2 separate regions of the Mus musculus genome follow, and region 2 is linked to region 1. Evidence: chromatin loops called from intact Hi-C (ENCODE). Cell type or tissue: heart. All regions are shown on one strand. Links, peaks and the distances in the headings refer to the core of each region. The heading gives the core; the rest is flanking DNA.

Evidence for each region. Peaks named below come from ENCODE experiments on the same cell type or tissue, not always from the same donor. Only the 100,000 strongest peaks of a DNase experiment are listed, where the experiment ranks them.
Region 2: a loop joins it to region 1, with 2.6 times the contacts of the local background. A loop is called at or near these places in 4 of 42 quality-filtered maps.

Annotation. Positions count from the first base shown.
Region 1 is chr4:141,715,420-141,718,333 of GRCm38, forward strand. All of the region lies in intron 1 of Ddi2 (DNA-damage inducible protein 2), which reads right to left. Among named protein-coding and RNA genes, the nearest start is that of Ddi2, 6.5 kb to the right of the region's middle. In heart, for the core only: no CTCF peak of the experiment used is centred there; no DNase peak of the experiment used is centred there; H3K27ac peaks cover 6 bases.
Region 2 is chr4:141,766,115-141,769,028 of GRCm38, forward strand. It overlaps Dnajc16 (DnaJ heat shock protein family (Hsp40) member C16), which reads right to left. Exons shown (of 15, transcript NM_172338.2): 10 at 1,777-1,959; 11 at 1,594-1,670; 12 at 548-628; 13 at 370-468. Among named protein-coding and RNA genes, the nearest start is that of Agmat, 21 kb to the left of the region's middle. In heart, for the core only: no CTCF peak of the experiment used is centred there; DNase peaks (open chromatin) are centred at 507 and 1,297; H3K4me3 peaks cover 912 bases; H3K27ac peaks cover 1,863 bases.

The DNA of each region.
Region 1 (2,914 bases), core at 178-2,677:
TGCTCTCTTAGCTTCGTTCCCGGGCACAGAGAGAACAGATAGCATTTGCACAGGCCACTCTGACCATTCACTGTCATTCTGCTCCCAAGTCTGTGGTGATAGGGGCAAAAAGTGACCCTTCAAAGCTGAATCCTTCCAGAGACAAGAGAATAGAACTCATCTGTCCAACTTTACAAGTTTTATACAAGACTAAAAATGACTGCAACCAGGTGGATCCCTGTGAATTTGAAGCAAACCTGGTCTTCATTCAAGTCCAGGACAGCCAGGGGTATTACACAGAGAAACTCTAAAAATCAAAACTCTTGTTCTAGCCGGGCGTGGTGGCGAACGCCTTTAATCCCAGCACTCGGGAGGCAGAGGCAGGTGGATTTCTGAGTTCGAGGCCAGCCTGGTCTACAAAGTGAGCTCCAGGACAGCCAGGGCTACAAATAGAAACCCTGTCTTGAAAAACCAAAAAAAAAAACAAAAAAACAAAAAAAAAAAACTCTTGTTCTAACACTTACATATAGTGCAGATCTTATACTTTAAGGTAGAAAACAAGGGATTCCTTTTCTCTTTGGTAATTCAAAAAGAAAGTTGTGCTACACATAACTTGTTGGGGTATGAAGAAATCAACCATAAGTCAGAGCAGAGGCTGTGTACCTGGGTGGCATCAACACCACTAAGCCACTGTGAGGAGGTCACCAATAGCCCATGGCCTACTCTAGCTTCTCAGGCTCAGCTGTCAGTTTATTTAAAGACACATGACTAGTCTCCCAAGGCAGACAGACACACTAGACATTCTTACTAGAAATGTACTCATTTATAAAGAACCAAACTCAGGAAGGTAAGAACGCTTTAGGGTCTGAGGCTGTGGTTCAGTGGGAAAGCATCTGCCTGGCATGGAAGAGCCCATGGATCCTCTCCCAGTGGGACACAATATAAACATCAAAACAAAAAAGAGCACCCTGCTACCACTGAGTGAGGCTCTACTGGGCTAACATGCCAAGTCCCCATCCTCCCACTTAACTCTCACACTGTCTCACTGGATGTCAATCATTTTAACAGAGATCATTTGTCCAATTTTATGAACCAGAAGACACAGAGGTCACACAGCCATTAAGAGAACTGAAACTGGAGTTCTATATGCTCAACATTAAAATGATATTCTTTTACAGCACCCAAAGCAGCCTCAGAGATTGGCCTCTAAGTCATCCTCTACCTTAAAACTCTACACCTCCACTGGCAGTGCCTGCCTGAGGCCCTGGTTCAATTCTGAGTAGAGGAGTATGGGACACACACACACACACACACACATCAATTAATACTGGGGCTGGGGAATGTAGCTCAATGGAGCAACACTGCAAAGGACATGACAAGGCAGGAGAGAAGGGAAAGAAATATTGCAATGCCTAGCGTCTTCATGGTTGGCCCATTTTTTTTTCCTTTTTTTCCTTATTTTTAGATTCTTTTCTATGTATATGGACCTTTTACCTGCATTTACATGTGCGCATCACCTGCATTTATATGTGTATCTCACCTACATATATGTGTATCTCATCTGCATGCATGTATATACCACCTGGGAAGTATATATGTATATTACCTGCAAGTATATCCATACTTTACCTGCATATGTATTATGTATATCACTTGCATGCCTGGTGCCTGTGGAGACCATTCATTAGTGTTAGATTCTCTAAAACTGGAATTACAAATGTTTGTGAGCCACCATTTGGATGCTGGGAACTGAACCCAGCCTTCAGCAAGAGCAGCCAGTGTGCTTACAACTGCTGAGCTATCTTCCCAGCCCCAGTTTCTTCTTTTTAAAAGCATGGCAACAAAAGTCAAGAGTAATAGCATTCACCTTTAATCCCAGCATTCAGGAGGCAGAGGCAGGCAGATCTCTGGATGTCTCTGAGTTTGAGGCCAACCTGGTTTACACAGCATTCCAGGACAGTCTGGGCCTATATAGAAAACCTTGTCTTGAAAAAAAAATTTGAGAAGGGGAGGGGAGGGGAGGGGAAAGGAGGGGAGGGGAGGGGAGGGGAGGATGGGGACAATCATGATTGACAAGGAAGTGCTAAGTTCCAGATAGTCACTGACATCTGGCATGGTAACAAGCTATGGAATACCTCACCCAATCTCAAAATGGGTGGATTAGTTAGTTAGGCATTGATATCTGTTTAGCCCTGATTTCAAAGGATTTGGATGTTGGTCAGAAGGGTAAATCAAAGGACTATTCACATCATGGCACGGCAGAAAACAAAGAAGAGGACACAGGAAGACATATCCCAAGGACATACTTTCAATGATCCTCTTCTTCTAACCAGGTCCCATCTTCACCACCTCCCAGTAATTCCATTTTACTATGAGTTCATCAAAGGATTGGTTAATCCATGGGTTAGGTCAGAGCCTCATGATGCAATTGTCTCTGAAAATGCTGTAATAGGCACGTGTGGAGGTGTGTTTCACTGATCCCCCGGGAAGGCTAATTCAGTTGTGTTGACAACAAAATTAGCCATCACACTGGGTAGAAAAAAATACTCACAAGAACCAAAATCAGCAAGTAACCAGGACATGGAAACATAATACTGTAATCCCAATACTTAGGGTGGCGATAAGGCCAGGCTGGGCTACTGAGACCCTAGCTCAAAATAGTTCAAGAAAGGCAGTAACTTTTCTTTTTTTTTCATCTTAAGTCCGTAAGGAAATCACCTTTAGGTCAGCCTGCAATCCCAGTACTTGGGGAGCAGAGGCAGGAGGATTAGTGGCTCAAGGCTAGCTTGGGCTATCTAAAACAAACCCTGCCATCTTCCAACTTAGATCAATGACTTCATGTCTCTATCAGCCAAACAAAAGGCAAGCTGGTGATGGCTCTGGCACAACTCTTACAACTTCTGTTACCCCCTCAAAAGCGAGTATGGAAGACCTG
Region 2 (2,914 bases), core at 254-2,753, 51 kb after region 1:
ACTGTTTGCTCTTTTCTGGGATGAGTCTCAATATGTAGTTCTGGTTGGCCTGGCACTCTATATAAAACTCGCAGGTATCCACCTGCCTCTGCCTCCTAAGTACTGGGATTAAAGGCGTGTGCCACCATGACTGGCTATTTCAGAACAGTACATGTGGCCTTACACTGCTATCCATAGTTGTCCACTTCAGGTTATTTTAGCATGGGGGCTCAGTGAGTAGCACATGTGAGGCCCTGGGTTCCATACCCCGCATTGCAACTCCCTCCCCCAAACCAACAGCCAGGTTTTAGAGGCAGGCAAGGAGGCCTCTCTACCCATCTCGGTAACGCTCTACGAGGCTGAGGGCAGGGTGTGCTGTGTGGGAAGAACCTGCTGCTCTCTTTGGTGAAGCTCGGCTCAGTCTTCCCAGCCTTCTCGGGGACTTCCTCTTTGTCTGCAGGGTGCGACTCTCGCTCCTCATTTGAGTCACTAAAGCATGGAAACAGAAGTTACTTTCCTTTCTAAACAAGAAGGGCAGACATGGCCTGGTGGGCTGGCCCCTGGGTACCTGAAAGCCTGGACCATGACCGTGCCGAAGAGGATGAAGAGGGCCGAGAAGATGAGGGACAGCAGGGGCATCATCTCCCGCCTGGAAGCAAAGGCAGCTGTGAGCCCACAACCTCGGGATCTGGCTTTCAGCCATGAGCCTACAACCGCCAGGATCTGGCTTTCAGCCATGAGCCCACAACCTCGGGATCTGGCTTTCAGCCATGAGCCCACAACCTCGGGATCTGGCTTTCAGCTGACTCAGGAGAAAAAGGTCCCAAACCACACTTCTCTCACACCAAGAAACAAGAGCACAAGACAGGCTGTTTCGAGGGTGAAGAAGTGGGGGGTGGCTTTCGGCTGTGTCTAATACATTCTGTACGAGAGGATACAGGAAGCAACTCTCGGACGGACACTGAGGGACTGGTGGCTACAGACTCTAGGGAATGATCTCAGACGCTGAATGTGGCCAGAATGGCAGATGTGGCCCAGATGGACAGGGAACGTCACAGTCAGCTTCAGCTGTCAACTGAACACAGACTACAGTCACCTGGCAAGAGGGAACTTAGCGGGAAAGTTGCCTCCATTAGCCTGGCTTGTGGACATGTTTGTGGGGAGTTTTCTTGATTACTAATTGATCCGGCAGGGCCTAGCCCACTGCGGGCAGGCAGTCCTGGGGAGTGTAGGAACAGCCGCTTAGCAAGCCAGCAAGCAGCATTCCTCTGTGGTCTTGGTTTGTAAGCCAAAATAAACCTTCTCCTCCCCAAGCTAGTTTTGGGCATGGACAGACATATTTATCTGTGCGTGCACACACTGTGCTGAGTGGCCGACACAGCCAAGAGTGAAGGAGGACTAGTACCAGCCCTGCTGCCAGGGAGGCCAGCTGGGGTGATCTTCCCGCCCAGCAGGAAGGACCTATCAGCAAATGGTAAGAAGCAAAGCAAAGGCAGCAGAAGTCGGTTATCGGGCTGTGTGAGCTCGCCTACTTCCAGCAGCCAAGTGCACACAAATCCAAGCGCGGGCTTCCAGGCTGGCTTTGACAAGGAAAAGAAACCCACAGCGTCCTACCAGTTACTGTGAAGCAGGCTCTCCCAGAAGTCCGAGAGGTAGTCAGAAACAGAGTAGAGCCACCGGAGGAAAAATACCTGTGGGAGGAAACAGGCAGTGGTCAATCCCGCCCTGCTCCCGCCCCGCCCCCTCACACTGCCCCACCCCTCCTGCTGGCCCATTCTTCTGGACCCTGATGCTCACAGGAGCCAGCTCGTCAGTCAGGTCAGGGAGCACAGCTTCTGAAGACAGAAATGCTGGATCCTTCCGCAGCTGGTCAAGATAACCCAAAAGGACGAACTTATCGCTCTCACTGCCGGTCCAGGGATCCTCCAGGGTTTTGAACACCACCCTCCCCGCTGTGTTCCTCCTTTCCAAGATGGACACCTGAGAGAAAAAAAGAAAGACCATTAAGAGTCTCAAAAGCAACAGGATATAACGACACCAATAACTCCAGCCCCCTCCCCCCCTTCCTGGGAGGCTGAGGCTGAGGTTAAGAGGATCAAGAGCTTGAGCCCAGGGGCTGGAGAGATGGCTCAGAGGTTAAGAACACTGACTGCTCTTCCAGAGGTCCTGAGTTCAATTCCCAGCACCCACATGGTGCTGGGACCATCTGTAATGGGGTCCAATGCCCTCTTCTGGTGTGTCTGAAGACAGCAACAGTGTACTCATATAAAATAAATACATACATAAATGAGCCCAGTCTGGACTTACATAGTGTATCTTGTCAAACCGTGAGCTGCAGTTGCCTGCGCTTTGTCCCAGGGAAGATGGTCAAAAGGGCCTCATGAGGTCACTAACTAAGCTAATGCATAAATCCTGTCTATGGTGTTTGTAAGAGGCTTTGAGGTCTTTCTGACAAAAAGAATCCTTAGTATTCAAACTCACTGTGCAGCTGTGAGGATGAGCCTGAACTTGGCTCCATCTCACCAGCATCCCTGGATAACTGTGCTGGGAGGAACTCAGCCTTGTGTATGTCAGCCAAGCATTCTACAAACTGAACTCCACCCCCATCCCAGGAGTTAGTGAGGTTTGAGATGAGCTCTCATTTTGTGACCTAGGTTGGCCTTAAATGCCTCGGCTCAAGAGATCCTCAAACCTTGGCCTTCCCAGAATAATTTTTTGTTCTTTAAGAAATTTATTCATGGAATGGGAGAAGTGGTCTTGCCCAGGGTACACCAACAGTCAGCCCTGAAAACATACTGTACAGGTAGTATTATATAAACTGAACAGGTTATATTTAGGAATGTGTGTGTGGGTGTGTGTTTGTATGTGTGTTAGCAATAGCAATCAATAAAAAGAGGTCATGAATTTGACAGAGAGTGTTCTTAATCACTGAGCA